Linked DNA regions of Homo sapiens: region 1 is linked to region 2. Evidence: read pairs that join two places in POLR2A ChIA-PET (ENCODE). Cell type or tissue: Caco-2. All regions are shown on one strand. Links, peaks and the distances in the headings refer to the core of each region. The heading gives the core; the rest is flanking DNA. Region 1 overlaps USP32 (ubiquitin specific peptidase 32). Region 2 holds the start of CHCT1 (CHD1 helical C-terminal domain containing 1).

Region 1 (9,695 bases), core at 2,424-6,423, 160 kb before region 2:
ATGGTGAAACCTAGTCTCTACTAAAAATACAAAAAAATTAGCTGGGTGTGGTGGCGGGTGCCTGTAATCCCAGCTACTCAGGAGGCTGAGGCATGAGAATCATTTGAACCCAGGAGGCGGAGGTTGAAGTGAGCCAAAATCACGCTATTACACTCCAGCCTGGGTGACAAGAGCAAGACTTTAAAAAAAAAAAAAAATACAGGAATAAATCATAGCATAATCATAATGGAATACTATGCAGAGGATAAAAAGACTAAGTTAATCTATATATAATTTTCTATCTAGCATATGAAAGATGCTTAGTAAACATTTTACTAAGTTTATGAAGTAAACATTTATTTACTAAGCATCTTTCATATGCTAGATAGAAAATTATATACAGATTTAGGAAAATTCAGAAAAAAATTATTGCATAATCGCTTATACAGTATTATTCAATTTTTAAATATAGAACACACACACAATACATATAAATTTCTCCTACACTTGATAGTAGTCAGAATAGTATATCTTCCCCTCTAACATCCATTGAGAATAACTAAAATTTTAATTCTTAAAACAAAACAAAAAAAACCCAGAAGAACTGCAAGCTCTGCCACATCATGTATCTCAGTCATGAGGAGGCAAAAGAGAAACATGTCACATAACTTAATGAACTCTACGGGTGAGGATATGATCTGATAAATTTCAACTCATTCAGGAGTTTTACACTGAACAGTCACGACTAAAATTCCAGGACAGAAAAATGAAGAATGCCAACAGAGGGAGAAGCTATGTTGAACATAGGCTATATTTCAAAATGCTACTTGTTTATCTTTGAAGTAATAATTGTCAATGATTCTGCACTGATGACAAAATTAACAGCTAGTGTAAACCCATTTTAATTTTATAGGACTCAGCATCTAGAACAGATAGGAAAATCACAGTGAAATATGAAAATGTAATAACTTCTATTAATTTTATTGTTTGAAAATCTAAAATGCTACTAATAAAACTAAAATAAAGGCTGTTTAAAAAGTACAAATGTAGGCCAGGCACGGTGGCTCACACTTGTAATCCTAGCACTTTGGGAGGCCAAGGCGGGTGGATCACTTAAGGTCAGGAGTTTGAGACCAGCCTGGGTAACATGGCAAAACCCGTCTCTACTAAAAATACAAAAATTAGCCAGGTGTGGTGGTGCAAGCCTGTAATCCCAGCTACTTGGAAGGCTGAGGCAGGAGCATCACTTGAACCCAGGACGTAGAGGTTCCAGTGAGCCGAGATCATTCCACTGCACTCCAGCCTGGGTGACAGAGCAAGACTATCTCAAAAAAACAAAAATAAAAACAAAAACAAAAACAAAAAAACAAAAAAAGGACAAATGTAATTTGATATGTGTGATAAATTATTAATACATGGTATAAGAACCTTTTATATCTAACAGAACAAAATATAAAATGCTCAAGATGGTAAAAAGTATTTTTAAGATGATAATCTGATTCTTTTATATAACCACAAATATTCAAGGAACAATTTTCAGGTACACTGACCTCAAAGATATGTTAATACTGTCCAAAAGGAAAGAAACGTCATGAAAAGAAATAATAGATACCACCGTACAGAATCATCATGCATACAATGATGATCAAAAGCCCATTTGCTATACTGACACCTGAGTAATAATTAACACACTGTAAAAACATATAGAGCATTATGCTTAAAATCTAGAACTGTAAATGGATTTTATTTTCTCCCAATTTAATGGATGTTTTACTGACTGCAGTTAGGACTACTGCTAAGCAAGGTATCATATGAACTTTTTCTAAAGCAAATTCACTGACTATATGGCTTATTTATTTTGTTTTATGTATGTATGTATGTATTTATTTATTTGAGACAGAGTTTCACTCTTGTTATTCAGGCTGGAGTGCAATGGTGTCATCTTGGCTCACTGCAACCTCCGCCTCCCAGGTTCAAGCAAAGCTCCTGCGTCAGCCTCCTGAGTAGCTGGAATTACAGATGCCCAACACCATGCCCGGCTAATTTTTGTATTTTTAGTAGAGACAGGGTTTCGCCATGTTGGCCAGGCTGGTCTCGAACTCCTGACCTCAGGTGATCCGCCCACTGTGGCCTCCCAAAGTGCTGGGATTACAGGCGTGAGCCACCATGCCCAACCTATATGACTTATTTGTAAATGTCCTCCGTTTAAATGTGGCCCTGATTTTCAAAATAGTGTCAGCTGATCACTTGCTCTGTTCTACTTGAATCTTTGGAGGTTTCTCCATAGTTTGGTATAAAGTTCAACTCCTGAGTTTTGTACCCAAGGCCCTTCAAGATACGTCTCCAATCCAGGTCTACAGCCTTCAATATATGAATCTGTTATTCCAGCCACATCAGAATATTTGCAGTTCTAGGACTACACAGGATGTTTTACTGTACAGTCCTATACAGTAATAATGTCTTCTATTCTACCCCTAGTTGTTACCTCTTTTAGGAATCACCTTTCAACTTTTTACTTCTGTTAACCATAATTAACTAATTATTAAAGTGCCACATCCCAGCAGAAATCTTCTGGACTTTCAAAGTTCAATTTACATGGTTCCCTTTCTATCCTCTCACCGTAATACTTGGTGCTAACCTTTTTTTTTTTCCAGACAAGTTCTCATTCTGTTGCTCAGCCTGTAGTGCAGTGGTGTAATCATGGCACACTGCAGCCTTGACCTCCCAGGCTCAAATGATCCTCTCGCCTCAGCCTCCCTTGTAGCTGGAACTATAGACATGTGCTACTGTGCCTGGCTACGTTTTTTCTTTTTTTAGAGATAGAGTCTCGTTATGTTACCCAGGCTGGTCGAGAGCTCCTGGGCTCAAGTGATTCTCCCACCTCAGCCTTCCAAAGTGCTGGGATTATAGATGAGAACTACCATGCCCAGCCTCAACTTCTAACATAGCCCTGATCACACTTGTCTATCTTTACCTGTATACTACAAACTATCCAAGGGTAACATCTAGATCTCTTGAGCCACTACAGAGTATCATTAAATAGTCAACAGATGAATTAGATAAAACAGAGAAGAGTTGGAAGTCAGAAAAAGAATGAGTAATGTTGGTACAATCTAGTCACCAGCGAATATGGTTAATAGGCTTGGTTAAAAAACCCAAGTTCTATCCCAAACTATTACTATTTCATTATCATGGTTACATGGAAATGAAGCAGCTAAATGATCTTGTTTAATGTTCACAGAAGAGCCAGAAGTAGAAACTCCATCTAACATAAAAGGCGACAGCAAAAATACCTACATACTTATGAAACACTTAGAAAAAAGGTGTTCAAAATTTTATCTCTACACAAGGCATTTTCTAACAGAAACTTTTCCTGGTTTTTGTTCTCATACACACGAAATAGAAGTCGATACCTTAGTTTCTGGCAGAGAGGAGAAAGAAGGGGACTGAATTGTCAAAGCTCTAGCCTGAAACTCATTTCTATTATTTGTTTCTATTGAGAATCAGTTAATAGGGCCATTAACAATTTCTTCTGAAATTGTGATTGAAGAAAGAAAAAAAACTGACGTTCTTTATTTATTCTAAACCTCTATTTAATAACACCATTGTGGTGTAGATCCTACCAATCTGCGACTTGGTACATGTCAATGCTTCAGTAGAAAGACTCCAATTTATGCAAATGTGTCTCATACAGGTAATTTATTTTCAATTTCACAGGGACACATAGACATCATAGTAATGCAAGCTATAGGAGTAAATCTATTATGATAACATTACTAATAAATGTTACCAAACTAAATAAGTCAAGGATTTTTTTTTAATTTATAAAGTACATGTTTATTTTTGCTATTACATGCTTATTCTGGCTACCACTAAAGGACACAGGAGAGGTCCTTACCACAACCATTTAAAAAAATTTTTTAGGCCAGCACAGTGGCTCATACCTGTAATCCCAGCACTTTGGGAGGCTGAGGCAGGACTGCTTGAGCCCAGGAGTTTGCAACCAGCCTGGGAAACATGGCGAGACCTGGTCTCTACAAAAAAAAAAAAAAATTAGCTGGGCATGGTGGTGCACACCTATAGTCTCAGCTACTCGAAAGGCTGAGGCAGGATTGCTTGAACCCAGGAGGTCGAGGCTGCAGTGAGCCAAGATCCCACCACTGCACTCTAGCCTAGGCAACAGAGCAAGATCCTGTCTCCAAAAAAACAAACAGACAAAAAAAAAAACAAAAGAAATTTCTTGAAAGAATAGATGTACTGGCCAGGCGCAGTGGCTCACGCCTATAATCCCAGCACTTTGGGAGGCCAAGGCAGGGAGATCACTGGAGGCCAGGGGTTTGAGATCAGCCTGGCCAACATAACGAAACCCCATCTCTACTCTAAAAATACAAAAAAATCAGCCGGCATGGTGGCACACACCTGCAGTCCCAGCTACTTTGGAGGCTGAGGCAAGAAAATCACTTGAAGCCGGGAGGCAGAGGTGGCAGTGAGCTGAGATCCTGTCAGTGCACTCCAGGCTGGGTGACAGAGCAAGACTCTGTCAAAAAAAAAAAAAAAAAAAAAAAAAGAGAGAGAGAATATATGTACTGCCAGATTAAGAGGAAAAAAACATTTCCATCATCTCAGATATCCTTACGGTTGTTCCCAATTAATCTGCACACCCCTGAAATCACTATTCCAACTTCTATCACTATTTGTTAGTTTTGCTTCTGTGTTCTTCGACTTCATATAAATGGAATCATACAGTATATATTCTTTTTTGTTTGACTTCTTTTGCTCAATATAAGGTTAGCCTTACCACAACTTAGTCAAATGGAAGAAATACAGATGATAGGCTATAGTTGCCAAGGGCTCTGTCTACATAATTCTTATAAAATGCCTAGCTTATAATAAATGTTTTCACATACAGTTTCAGAGTTGCTTAAAGATGGAATGGCTCTCTTTGGAGATAACTTGGAGGTGTTTTACCCACAGGTCCAGATAAGTACTTGGTAGGGAGGATGCCAAAGAGATTCAAGCATGTATATAAGCGATACATCCCAAATGGAGTACATGATATTTTTAGAAAAAGATAAATTAGTTCTATCTAGACTCACCTTTGTGGTGTCATGTGCATTCAGTATGCCTTCTACAATATCAGAGAGATCCATATGTAATTCCTTTAAAAATAACCCAAAGGAGTAATTAGAAAACAGTGAATATACTTTTAATTTTGTTATTCAATGGCTAAAGTATATTAAGCAAGATTTGTTTTGCTTTTCTTGTAGAGATGGGGTCTCCTTACGTTGCCCAGGATTATCTCAAACTCCTGGGCTAAAGTGATCCTCCAGCCCTGGCTTCCCAAAGTGCGGAGATTCCAGGCAAGAACTACTGCGCCCGGCCTTGCTCAAGTATTTTTATAATTACCATAGATTCTCATATATGATTAAAAATTAAGATAACTTTCCTATGGTTTCATTCTTATTTTACATAGTTCAGTTTAAGATTTTCTAAGCCAAACTCTCTTTCCAATTTTGCATCTTCAGCTATAAATATTTTGAGTAGCATAATGTAGTAACTAAAAGCAGTAACAAATTATTTTATGCTTTTAAAGAAAATGATTCCCTCCAATTTCCCATTGGAAGTTTATACGCAACAAGACATACACAATCATAACTTACAGGAATATCATCAGTGCGGTTGTCCTTCCAGACTTCTAAAAGTGCAACCACCATGTCTCTCAGTTCAACCCTGGAGAGAACTCCATCACGGTCAACATCAAATACCTTGAAGCAAACTAATGAAAAGAAACTCTTATGGAGGAAAATCATTTTTGTATTCTGAGGTATAATATATTTTACTAGAAGTTGCCCTTGTATAATTACTTAGTTTTTAAAGCAAGTATATGTATTCTGGAACAGTTCTCATCTGTAATAAACTATATTATGTCATTATAGTCCTCAGAACTTGTAGGACTTCCTGCATATCATGAATCTGTATCTCTAAATCATTATTCAGATATAAGACCCTACCCTTCAGCCAAATCTAAAGCTAAATGCCTTACAAACTGTCAAGAAAGGGCGAAGTTACTGTACAATAAATATTACAATACCTTACAAGTTTTTAGGAAGTAATGCAAACCCCTAGGTTAATTTCTAATATTGAAAACTGATCATTGCAGAGTTGTTTCTTGTTCTTCTTTTTGTTTGTTGGAGATGGAGTCTCGCTCTGTCGCCCAGGCTAGAGTGCAGTGGCATGATCTCAGTTCACTGCAACCTCTGCCTCCCGAGTTCAAGTAATTCTCCTGCCTCAGCCTCCCGAGTAGCTGGGATTACAGGAGCACACCACAACACCCAGGTAATTTTTTTTTTTTTTTTTTGAGATGGAGTCTCACTCTGTCGCCCAGGCTGTGGTGCAGTGGAATGATCTCAGGTCACTGCAACCTCTGCCTCCCGGGTTCAAGCAATTCTCCTGTCTCAGCCTCTGAGAAGCTGGGACTATAGACACGTGCCACCATGCCTGGCTAAGTTTTTGTATTTTTAGTAGAGACGGGGTTTCACTGTGTTAGCCAGGATGGTCTCGATCTCCTGACCTTGTGATCAGCCCATCTCAGCCTCCCAAAGTGCTGGGATTACAGGCGTGAGCCACTGTGCCCGGCCAATTTTTGTATTTTTAGTAGAGACGGGATTTCACCATGTTGGCCAGGCTGGTCTCAAACTCCTAACCTCAAGTGATCCACCGGCCTTGGCCTCCCAAAGTGGTACGATTACAGGCATGATGCACGGTGCCAGGCCAGCAGAGTTGTTTGTTTGCTTAAAATATCCTATTTACAGCTGGGCATGGTGGCTCACGCCTGCAATCCCAGTACTTTGGGAGGCCGAGGTGGGCGAATCGCGAGGTCAGGAGCTCGAGACCAGCCTGGTCAACATGGTGAAATCCCGTCGCTACTAAAAATACAAAAAATTAGCTGGGCGTAGTGGCGGGCGCCTGTAATCTCAGCTACTTGGGAGGCTGAGGCAGAATTGCTTGAACCCGGGAGGCGGAGGTTGCAGTGATCCAAGATCGTGCCCCTGCACTCCAGCCCAAGCAACAGTGCGAGACTTCGTCTCAAAAAAGAAATCCTATTTATATCAAGAATCTTAAGCTGATATAAAGACAGTCCACTTCCATGTTACCTTTCCAGTATAACTAATGTACATTCAATCTTTTTTTGGCAAAAACAATTTTAACTCTTTTTTTTTTCTTTTTTTTGAGATGGCGTCTCGCTCTGTCACCCAGGCTGGAGTGCAGTTCTCAGCTTACTGCAACCTCCGCCTCCTGGGTTGAAGCGATTCTCCTGCCTCAGCCTCCCGAGTAGCTGGGACTATAGGTGTCCACCACCACGCCCGGCTAACTTTTGTATTTCTAGTAGAGACAGGGTTTCACCATATTGGCCAGGCTGATCTTGAACTCCTGACCTTGTGATCCGCCTGCCTTGGCCTCCCAAAGTGCTGGGATTACAGGTGTGAGCCACCGTGCCAGGCCTTTTTTTCTTTTGAGACAGAGTCTTGCTGTCTCCCAGGCTGGAGTGCAATGGCGCAATCTTGGCTCACTGCAACCTCCACCTCCCAGGTTCAAGCAATTCTCCTGCCTCAGCTTCTCAAGTAGCTGGGATTACAGATGCCTGCCACTGCACCCAGTTAATTTTTGTATTTTTAGCCGAGACTATGTTTCGCCATGTTGGCCAGGCTGATCTTGAACTCCTGACCTCAGATGATCCACCTGCCTCGGCCTCCCAAAGTGTTGGGATTACAGGCGTGAGCAACCATGCCCGGCCAACAATTTTAACTCTTTAATGAAATTCAAACACAACATGCTAACAATTAGAACACCAGTGCTTTGCTATTTAACTCCAAATGAATCATTCTAGTTTAACTTCCATTAGTTCATCAGCAAAAAAAGAAATTAAAACAAAATTTTTTAAGACAACAATTAACTTTAATGGAAATGCAGAGCTGGGCATGGAGGCTCATGTCTATAACCCCAACACTTTGGAAGGCTGAGGTGGGCGGATCATTTAAGGCCAGAGGTTCGAGACTAGCCTGGGCAACATAACAAGACACTATCTCTATTTAAAAAAAAAAAAAAAATTAGCCAGGCATGGTGGTACATGCCTGTAGTCCCAGCTACCTAGGAGGCTAGGATGGGAGGATCCATTGAGCCCAGAAGTTCAAGGTTACAGTGAGCTACGATCACACCACTGCACTGCACTGGACTCCAACTTGGGCAACAGAACAAGACCCTGTCTCAAAAAAAAAAAAAAAAAAAAAAAGATTTTAGCTTCCTCATCTAAGAGCAAATTGTAATGGAAACAACCAAGCCAGTTTGAAATAGTGGTATAACAACAGGGAATAAAAATAGAGATTTGAATTTTTAGTTGAAAAATTATTTCATATACCTTCATAATAGAATTATGGCTATTAAATCAATTGAGCGCATCATAGTACAACAGTACTAAATACGATAAAAATATTGAACACCACACCCAAAATATGCAACATTTGGGAAGATTTATTTTAGAAAGACGTGGAGATAATGACCCCAGTAAATATATTTGAGTTAGGTTCCAATTAAATGTAAATGCCTGCATTTTTACAAATATGGTTAAGATTTAATAATGGAATGTATTTATGCTTACAAATTATGCTACAACATTTTAGTTAGGTTAAAAAAGATCATTTTAGTATTTGACAAAATTAGTTTTGACCATAAATTTTCTTTTGCCAATGAAATATTAATCTGTGCCAGTGGATGGAAAATGAGTTATGCCTCAACTTATGTAAGACACAAAATTCTACCAGAAAAATATTTCCTAAATGTTTAAAATTTTCAATTACATCATAGCTGATCTGATTCATTTATCATGAATTACAAATTCTTCAGGAAAATCAACTCCATTGTTAATAGCAAATATCCCAAACTATTCCATAGTAAAAAAGAAGAGGTGATTGATTCCTTAGAGTGACCTCAGTAAAACCCTAACATGAGATTAATATTTGTTAATCTGACAAAGTTATAAAAATTCAAGCCTTAATCCACAGATAATTTTACATTGATGAAAACTGATTTTCTCTCTACATAGTTTGCAATTTTTTGACAATGTTTAACACACTTACATTTTTGTCTTTCAGCCAGGGGTCCCCTGCAACAGGCTGATAACCCACAGGATATCTCCTTAAAATCTATGTGATTGTCACGATTTTCATCAAAAGCATTAAACAAACCTGTAAAATAGGAAGAGATGCCATAAATCACAGCCAAGCTTCCTAATGTTAATAATGACATGTTTACAAAAGGAGGAATGACTCTTTCCCATAAACTGACTGAATTTTTTTTTAAGTTTATTAGTAGTTCCTAATGTTTCAGGAAGTACCTCTTTCCTCTTGGTATAATTATAATTGAAACTTGTGATCATGGCAGAAAATACATTACAATCCTTTAGTGTTTGGTTATGTCCATCTATATTTATCTTACATCATTTTTAATGGCTAAAATGACTATTTTTGAAGTCAATAAATAAAAATTAAAAACCAAAAAAAGGTCAGAAATTGCAACAATTATCCTTACTTAGAAAGACTAAGAAGAAAAAGGGAAAAAAGAAAGAAAAACTGAACTGCTTATTAAATGAATACTCGAAGATACACTATGGTATCATTAATAAGCTCCCATAAAGCTCTTTCATAAAGCAAAGGAAGATA
Region 2 (9,695 bases), core at 3,822-7,821:
CCTGCCTCAGCCTCCTGAGTAGCTATGACTACAGGCACGTGCCACCACGCCCAGCTAATTTTTGTATTTTTAGTAGAGACAGGGTTTCAGCATGTTGGCCAGAATGGTCTCGATCTCTTGACCTCATGATCTGCCCGCGTCGGCCTCCCAAAGTGCTGGGATTACAGGTGTGACCCACTGCGCCTGGCTTACTCTTGGGTTTCTTACAAAGAAAAGAGGATAGAGGAGAGTTCTTTAGGGTAATACAAGGATTCTACATCACTGGTCAACCCAGAAAGAGAGATGGGCAGATTTCATATCTATGAGGGAAAGCGTAAGCAGTAGATGCTAAGAGTTATTTTCTATGTATGCTTAATTCAGGACATACAACAAGAATTTCGTGAGTTCCATCACATATACTAGGGGATGGAGGTAAAGCATGATGATTATGAAACAGGCGTATGCCATCAAAGAGCATGCCAACCTGCATAAAGAGGGGGGTGGGCAAATTAACAACCCACAACCCCCTCACCTGCCAGATGCCTAAAGTATATGGCACATATTTGGATTAAAAAAAATGTGGTGGAGGGATGACTTTGTTGAATGACTTGATTTGCCCTATAGAGTCATTTTATGCCGACCAATGGAATTTTGAAGAATGCTCCCAAAGGCAATGGATTTTTGTTTTGTCTTAGTTAATGTTGAGCCATTATTCCTGGCTGCTGTTAGGTTCAATTGTCTCTTCAGGCTACTCCCCATGGTTGATAATAAAACCATTATGAGAATAGGGCAGTCATCCAAAGCCTAGGGCTTGCTGAAAGCTCTGGCAGGGAAAATGGTAGTTTGGGATTAGGGAACAGGAAGGGACAGCTAAGCTTTGAGGTACTAACAGTTATTTCCTCCTTCTGAATTGAACTGGGGATATATATACACACACATGCACACACACACATATATTCATGTATTTATATATGTATGTATATATCCAATTCCTTTTTTTTTTTTTTTGAGACAGAGTCTCAATCTGTCACGCAGGTTGGAGTACAGTGGTGTGATCTCGGCTCACTGCAACCTCCCCCTCTTGGGTTCAAGCCATTCTCCTGCCTCAGCCTCCTAAATAGCTGGGATTACAGGTATGCACCACCACACCCAGTTAATTTTTATATTTTTAGTAGAGACTGGTTTTAACCGTGTTGGCCAGGCTGGTCTCGAACTCCTGACCTCAGGTGATCCACCCACCTCAGCCTCCCAAAGTGCTGGGATTACAGGTGTGAACCACTGTGCCCAGCAAATTTCTTTCTTTCTTTCTTTTTATTTTAACTGTATTTTCTTCCAGTCTTGATCCATATTTGTGTCCACTTATGAAGTGTAGCATACATACCCTTTTATGTTCTGTATTTTTGGTGGGGAGTCTCTCTATGTTGCCCATGCTGGTCTCTAACTCCTAGGCTCAAAAGATCCTCTTGCCTTGGCCTCCCAAAGTGCTGAGAATACAAGCATAAGCCACATGCCCAGCTGATTTTTAATTTTTTTTTTTTTTTTTGTGACAGAGTCTCGCTCTTGTCGCCCAGGCTGGAGTGCAGTGCCATGATCTCGGCTCACTACAACATCTGCCTCCCAGGTTCAAGCGTTTCTCCTGCCTCAGCCTCCTGAGTAGCTGGGATTACAGGTGCCTGCCACCACACCCAGCTAATTTTTGTATTTTTAGTAAAGACAGGATTTCGCCATGTTGGCCAGGCTGGTCTCGAACTCCTGACCTCAAGTGATCCGCCTGCCTCAGCCTCCCAAAGTGTGCTGGGATTACAGGCTTGAGCCATTGTGCCCAGCCTGATTTTTAAAATTTTTATGTATTTATTTATTTTTATTTTTATTTTTATTTTGAGACAGAGTCTTGCTGTGTCGCCCAGGCTGGAGGGCAGTGGCACAATCGAAGCTCACTGCAACCTCTGCCTCCTGGGTTCAAGCGATTCTCCTGCCTCAGCCTCCTGAGTAGCTGGGGCTACAGGCGTCCACCACCACGTCCGGCTAATCTTTTTTTTTTTTTTTTTGAGACGGAGTTTCACTCTTGTTACCCAGGCTGGAGTGCAATGGCACGATCTCGGCTCACCACAACCTCTGCCTCCCAGGTTCAAGCGATTCTCCTGCCTCAGCCTCCCTAGTAGCTGGGATTATAGGCATGTGCTACCACGCCCAGCTAATTTTGTATTTTTAGTAGAGACGGGGTTTCTCCATGTCAGTCAGGCTGGTCTCAAACTCCCGACCTCAGGTGATCTGCCTGCCTCAGCCTCCCAAAGTGCTGGGATTACAGGCGTGAGACCCCTCGCCTGGCTAATTTTTGTATTTTTAGTAGAGACAGCATTTCACCATCTTGGCCAGGCTAGTCTCAAACTCCTGACCTCAGGCAATCCACCCGCTTTGGCCTCCCAAAGTGCTGGGATTACAGGTGTGAGCCACCGTGCCTGGCCTCTGTTTTTTTTTTTTTTTTTTTTACTATTAACTTTTCCTTTTTTGTATTCTACTGCATCTTCTCAGAATTGTGTTCTGTCACCAAAAGCAGTTTCAACAAAAGCAAAAAGTGACTAATGGGATCTAATTAAACTAAAGAGCTTCTGCACAGCAAAATAAATTATCAATAGAGTAAACAGACAACCTACAAAATGGGAGAAAAATTTTGCAAACTATGCATCCTACAAAGGTCTAATATCCAGCATCTGAAAGGAACTTAAATACATTTACAAGAATAAAAACAAACAACCCCATTAAAAAGCCATCAAAGGACATGAACAGACACTTTTCAAAAGAAAATATACATGCAACCAATAAGCATATGAAAAAAAGCTCAACATCACTGGTCATTAAAGAAATGCAAATCAAAACCACAGTGAGATACCACCTCACACCAGTCAGAATGATGATGATTAAAAAGTCAAAAAATAACAAATGCTGGCAAGGTTGCAGAGAAAAAGAAACACTTCTACACTGTTGGTAGGAGTGTAAATTAGTTCAACCATAGCGGAAAGTAGTGTGGTGAATCCTCAAAGAGCTAAAAACAGAACTACCATTCAACCCAGCAATCCTGTTACTGGATATATACCCAAAGGAATATAAATCATTCTACCATAAAGACACATGCACTCGTATATTTATTACAGCACTATTCACAATAGCAAAGACATGGAATCAACCTAAATGCCCATCAATGGTAGACTGAATAAAGAAAATGTGGTAATATCCATCATGGAATACTATACAGCCATAAAAAAGAACGAGATCATGTCCCTTGCAGGAACATTGATGGAGCTGAAGGCCATTATCCTTAGAAAACTAACATAGGAACAGAAAACCAAATACCGCATGTTCTCACTTATAAGTAGGAGCTAAATGATGAGAACACATGAACACGTAGAGGGGAACAACACACACTGGGGCCTACCAGAGAGTGGAGGGTGGGAGAAGTGAGAGGATCAGGAAAAATAACTAATGGGTACTAGGCTTAATACCTGGGTAACAAAATAATCTGTGCAACAGGCTGGGCACGGTGGCTCATGCCTGTAATCCCAGCACTTTGGGAGGCTGAGGTGGATCACGAGGTCAGGAGATGGAGGCCATCCTGGCTAACACAGTGAAACCCCGTCTCTACTAGAAATACAAAAAAATTAGCCGGGCGTGGTGGCAGGGGCCTGTAGTCCCAGCTACTCGGGAGGCTGAGGCAAGAGAATGGCGTGAACCCGGGAGGCGGAGCTTGCAGTGAGCAGAGATGGCGCCACTGCATTCCAGCCTGGGTGACACAGCGAGACACCATCTCAAAAAAAAAAAAAAAATTCTGTGCAACAAACCCCCATGACACAGGTTTATCTATATAACAAACCTGCAACTCAAGGTTAAAAAAAATTATTATTATTATTATTATTATTATTATTATTATTATTATTATTTTATTATTATTATTTGAGTCGGAGTCTTGCTCTGTTGCTCTAGCTGGAGTGCAGGGGCATGGTCTTGGCTCACTGCAACCTCTGCCTCCCGAGTTCAAGCGATTCTCCTGCCTCAGCCTCCTGAGTAGCTGGGATTACAGGCATGCACCACCGCGCCTGGCTAATTTTTGTATTTTTAGTATTTTTATTTTTATTTTATTTATTTTGTTTATTTTATTTTATTTTATTTTATTTGTTTTGTTTTATTTTATTTATTTTGTTTTACTTTATTTTATTTTGTATTTTTAGTAGAGACTAAAAATAGTAGAGAGTTTTAGTAGAGGGTTTTGCCATGTTGGCCAGGCTGGTCTCAAACTCCTGATCTCAGGTGACCCACCCACCTCGGCCTCTCAAACTGCTGCGATTATAGGTGTGAGCCACCGCACCCGGCAGAATTATGTTGTTTTAAAACTTAGCATTATATAATGTTTTTAATGATGTTATTTAATCCTTATGAGTAGATTTTTAAAAAAGACTCTTTCCTGGCCGGACGCGGTGGCTCACGCCTGTAATCCTAGCACTTTGGGAGGCTGAGGCAAGCAGATCACCTGAAGTCGGGAGTTAGACACCAGCGTGACCAACATGGAGAAACCCCGTCTTTACTAAAAATACAAAATTAGCCAGACGCGGTGGCACAAGCCTGTAATCCCAGCTACTCGGGAGGCTGAGGCAGGAGAATGGCTTGAACCCGAGAGGCGGAAGTTGCAGTGAGCCGAGATCACGCCATTGCTCCAGCCTGGGCAATAAGAGCAAAACTCCGTCTCAAAAACAAACAACAAACAAACAAACAAAAAAACCTCTTTCCTGACTGTAAAAGTAAAGCATAATTGTTATTGTTAAAAATACAGATAATATGTGAAGAAAGTGAAAAATTACCTTTGATATTTTGAAGTGTATCCTTCAAGACTTTTTTCTATGCATATATAAATATATATGTACAAAAATGGAATCATACCTTTTAGTTCCTGTTTTCCATGTCAATAGATATATAGTGACATATTTCATGTTTTTATGAATATACCATGATTTATGTATTCTATTAGTGACACTGCAATTGTTTCCAAATTGTCACTATTGTAACAGTCCTCATCATCTTCTCTCCTTAGGACTAATTCCTCCTATAAGTAGAATTGGTGAGTCACAGAGCATGCACATTTAAACACTTTAAAATACATTGTTTACCAATCTCACTGCCAGTAGGAACGTATGTAAAGGTTCCTTTCCCCTTGCTCTTGCCAATATAATTATCCTTCTTAATACTCGCAAAATAATCTGGAATTAATGATCAGAAAACAGACCTTCCATCTTGGAGGCGGATAAGTGGAAGGTTTATTCCTCCCCTTACAACAACAACAACGACAACAATAACAACAAGACGTTTGCTGAACATGCTGGCATAGAGGACAAGTTAAAAAGTTTCTGGACTCAAAGGGTGCTCCTCCAAAGCTCCGGGCCTCCGGGCTACCCCTACTTGAAGCCGCTATGCCCCTCTCCTGTGCCCGAGGTGGCCGCTGGGTGGCAGGGGAGGCCCGGGCCGACGGCGGTCCCACCGCACTGTCGCGAAGGCAGGCGAAGAACAGGGCCACACTGAGTGGGGACAACTGGGCCCGGGCCCAGAGGACACGAAGGAAGGTCCGGGAGAAGGAATTCCTAGTTTCAGGGAAGAAAAGGTGGCTCGAGTGAGGAAACTGCGGGGGCAACGGTCTCTCGTCGCCGGGACCCCGCCGTGTGCCGCCCAGGGACGCGAGGGGGCGCTGCTGCCGCGCCAGGGGCGAGGGTCCCGGGGCCTCCTGAGCACCTCCCGGCCCTGCCCGGCCAACTCAGACTACACCCGGACTCTGCCCACCGCGTTTCCGCCCTCGGCCTCGGGTCCCTGGAGGGCTCGCGGGTAGGAAGAGTCGGGGTGGCGGGACTTTCGCCGACACCCGGCTCCCCGCCTGGTGGCTGCGCACACGAGGCCGGCGACGGGACTTGCCCGCGTCTCAGCGCCTCCTGTGTGAAGCGGGACCGCTGCGGTACCTGCCCCAGGGAAGGCCGCGGGGAGGGTTACAGAGCCCGTAGGCACTGGCGGGGATCTTTATACACCCCCAAAACACACACATCCCACCCAGTACCCAGCACCCAGCACCCAGCACGGAGGGCTTATTATTAACAACTTCCTGGAGGCCGCAGGGGCAGTGCTGGCTCACTGTGTCCCTTCTCCCTTTCAGCTCTCCCTAGACCTCTGTCCCAAATCAGAAAAGAATTTTACAAACTGTGCTTTCCTCTCGGGGAGCCCCCACCACGGCGTAACCCAGCAGGCAGGAATGGCACACGTGCAGGAAAATGAGTTCAACAGCCTTACCAGGTGGTGTCAGGATCAGCATCTGACAGTATTCTTGGGAGAAGGGGCGCCAGCCTCTCCTGGCCTGCTGTGCGCTCTGCCAAAGTCTTCGCTCGACCCCGCACATCTTGCTCCGTTCCCTAGTCCAGATCCCAGCTGGAGGGGCCAGCTGCAGCCACCCCTAAGAATGAGGAAATGGGAGCGGGGTGGGGGGCTGGGTTCTGTGTTGGCGGTTGCCGTGGCTTTGCTCCGAGTTCTGGAGCCAAACCGCCCACTCCCTGAGACGGCTAGGTCACAGAAGCAGTGGGTCAGAAGCCAGAGGGGACGTGGGGAGTGCCACCCTGGAGCCTACCGGCACACCTGCTGAGATGGAGGCCTCAGATGGGCAAGGGGGTGAAGGGGACAAGCCACTAGAGCAGGTGAAGTGGGGTGTGAGGGAGGGAGGGAAGGAGGGTCCCGGAGGGGCTGGTTTTGGAAAGTAGAGAACATGAAATTCAGGAAAGAAGAGAAGAACAATGATAGGGTACCTGAGATAGCAAGAGGCCTAAAGCACAAGAACTTTCATTCATTCAGAAGTTTATGCATGACCTGTGTTCCTGGCGAGATGATGGGGAAGAGGTCGCCTCTCATTGTTGGTTATGAAGACTTGAGAGTATGTGTATGTATACACATGGTCTGTGTGTGGTTGTGTGGTGTGTGTGCTGTGTTGGAGGAGTTGATCAGCCAGAGTCCTGTCTCTAGGACCTGGAGGAGCCTGTGTCCCATCTCCTCTCCATGCACCTCCCTCCCCCTGGCCTTTCCCTTCAGAGTGGTCTGGACGGGATCTTCCTTGTTCTCCCCGAACACAGACTAGAATTCATACTTTTCTGAGAAGCTTTTGAAAGGTGAGGGGCAAATCCAGTTCTGACTTCTAGTGTTATTTCACAGTCACTTTGTTGCCACTTATTTTCAGCTTTCTTTTTTTCTTTGTTCTTTTTTTTTTTTTGAGACAGAGTCTCACTCTGTCACCTAGGCTGGACTGCAGTGGCATGATCTTGGCCCACTGCAACCTCTGCCCCCTGGGTTGGAGCAATTTATCCTGCCTCAGCCTCCTGAGTAGATGGGATTACAGGTATGCATTACCACACCTGGCTAATTTTTGTATTTTTGGTAGAGAGGGGGTTTCGCCATGTTGGCCAGGCTGGTCTTGAACTCCTGACTTCAGGTGATCCACCCATCTCGGCCTCCCAAAATGCTGGGATTACAGGTGTGAGCCACTGTGCCCAGTTTTGCTCTGTCACCCAGGCTGGAGTGCAGTGGCTCAGTCTCGGCTCACTGCAACCTCCACCTCCTGGGTTCCAGCAATTCTCCTGCCCCAGCCTCCCAAGTAGATGGGATTACAGGCACGTGCCACCACACTTAGCTGATTTTTTTGTATTTTTGGTAGAAATTGGGTTTTGCCATGCTGGCCAGGCTGGTCTTGAACTTCTGGGCTCAAGCAATCCACCCACTTCAGCCTCCTAAAATGTTGGGATTACAGGCGTGAGCCACTGGGCCTGGCCTAATTTTCAGCTTTCTTTGCCCCACTTTTGTGGTCAAAGGTTCTTTCTCATCATCACCATCATCCACTTTTTCTGAATAGTCATTAGATGCATGGTTTATTAGTCCATTTTGCATTCCTATAAAGGAATACTTGAGGCTAGGCAATTTATAAAGAAAAGAGGTTTATTTGGCTCACAGTCCTGCAGGCTGTACACGAAGCATCTGCTTCTGGTGAGGGCCTCAGGAAGCTTACAAGCATGACAGAAGATGAAGAGGGAGCAAGCTTGTCACATGGTGAGAGAGCAAGCAAGAGAGAGAGGAGGGCGTGTCAGGCTCTTGTTACCAACCAGCTCTCACATGAACTGACAGAGTGAGAACTCACTTAATTGGGGCAGGGAGGGCACCAAGCCCATTCATGAAGGATCCACCCCCATGACCCAAACACCTCCCATCAGACCCTGCCTCCAACATTGGGGATCACGTTTCAACATGAGATTTAGAGGGGACACACATTCAAACCATATCACATGACGATGCTAGAGGCTAGGGATGCAAAGAAATGGGCCCAGTCTGATGCAGTCAGTAAACATTTGCCAAGTGAGTGAGTAAATGAATCCCTGTTCATTCCCCCAAGGAGCTGCTTAAATCTTTTGATGCCTCATTGTTCTCATCTGTAACTAGGGTTAATGATATTGAAACCGTCCCTAGAAACTTTATAAAATTAATCAGAAAAAAAGAGGGGAAAAATGAAAATTAACTGAGCTTGCAGCTCATTCAGCATGAATCATGAGGTCAGCCTGCTCTCTGACCCACTTCCTTGGAGTTCTTTGGTGCCTGTTTCCTTAGAATTCCGTAGACCCTGGGTGCGGTGGCTCATGCCTGTAATCCCAGCATTTTGGGAGCCGAGGTGGGTGGATCACTTGAGGTCAGGAGTTTGAGACCAGACTGGCCAACATGGTCTCTACTAAAAATACAAAATTAGCCAGGCGTTGTGGTGCACGCCTGTAATCCCAGCTACTCGGGAGGCTGAGGCAGGAGAATCGCTTGAACCCGGGAGGCCAAGGTTGCAGTGAGCCGAGATCACACCACTGCACTCCAGCCTGGGTGATAGAGTGAATAAAAAAAAAAAGGAATTCCATAGACCCTGTTACAAGGATACTCCCTTAACTGCTCTGCAGATAACAGCTCGAACATTATGAAGCATTGCGTTTTCTCTTTAAATATTATTTCAGATCCTACATACCACTCAAACTACAGATGGCAGTTGGTCTAAAGAACCCTTCAAAAACCTGATTCACCAAAGAATGCAGTTTCCACATCCTCATAATTTCATCCCCCGACTCTGACCAATCAATGGCCCCAGTTTTTTCAATCCCTCCCACTCCATGATCTCCTTAAAAACCCCAGTCCAGAACTCCTTGGGAAGATAGATTTGAGGATCTCCTTCCATCTCCTCACTGAGCACCCAGCAATCAATAAACTCTTTCTCACAGTGACATGATCTCGGCTCACTGCAACCTTCAACTCCTGGACACTAGCAATCCTCCCACCTTGGCTTCCTGGGTAGCTGGGACCACAGGTGCACGCCACCATGCCCAGCTAATTTTTGTAATTTTTTGTAGAGACCAGGTCTCACTATATTGCCCAGACTGGTCTGCTGCCACTTTTGCTGTCTCTATATATTGGACTGTGAGTGTCCAGCAGGCATATAAACCTGTTGGTCCTATAACAACATCTAACCTGACAGAATTTGCGGGAAGATAAAATGAGCTAATGTTTACCAAGTGCTTTGCAGTTACCTAGTAGAATATGCTGTGATTATTATAAAAGAAAGAGGTGGAATATTCTAGGTTTTCTAAGCAGAGATTTTCAGAGATGGGTTTCTTTGCCCAAGGCTC

What was found. ChIA-PET counts read pairs that join two places held together with the same protein. Peaks named below come from ENCODE experiments on the same cell type or tissue, not always from the same donor. Only the 100,000 strongest peaks of a DNase experiment are listed, where the experiment ranks them.
Region 1: POLR2A ChIA-PET joins it to region 2 with 6 read pairs; 3 of 35 experiments call an interaction of 5 or more read pairs at or near these places.

Annotation. Positions count from the first base shown.
Region 1 is chr17:60,260,337-60,270,031 of GRCh38, forward strand. USP32 (ubiquitin specific peptidase 32) reads right to left here. Exons shown (of 34, transcript NM_032582.4): 7 at 9,114-9,221; 8 at 5,640-5,755; 9 at 5,076-5,138. Among named protein-coding and RNA genes, the nearest start is that of CA4, 120 kb to the left of the region's middle. In Caco-2, for the core only: no CTCF peak of the experiment used is centred there; no DNase peak of the experiment used is centred there.
Region 2 is chr17:60,415,949-60,425,643 of GRCh38, forward strand. CHCT1 (CHD1 helical C-terminal domain containing 1) reads left to right here and starts at 6,541. Exons shown (of 6, transcript NM_181707.3): 1 at 6,541-6,695. The coding sequence starts at 6,645. LOC105371850 (a long non-coding RNA gene) reads right to left here and starts at 1,457. Exons shown (of 3, transcript XR_934893.3): 1 at 1,361-1,457. It also overlaps a transcript of USP32 not described here. RefSeq lists silencers at 5,368-5,787, 5,798-5,897, 6,008-6,077. In Caco-2, for the core only: a CTCF peak has its summit at 5,626; a DNase peak (open chromatin) is centred at 5,483.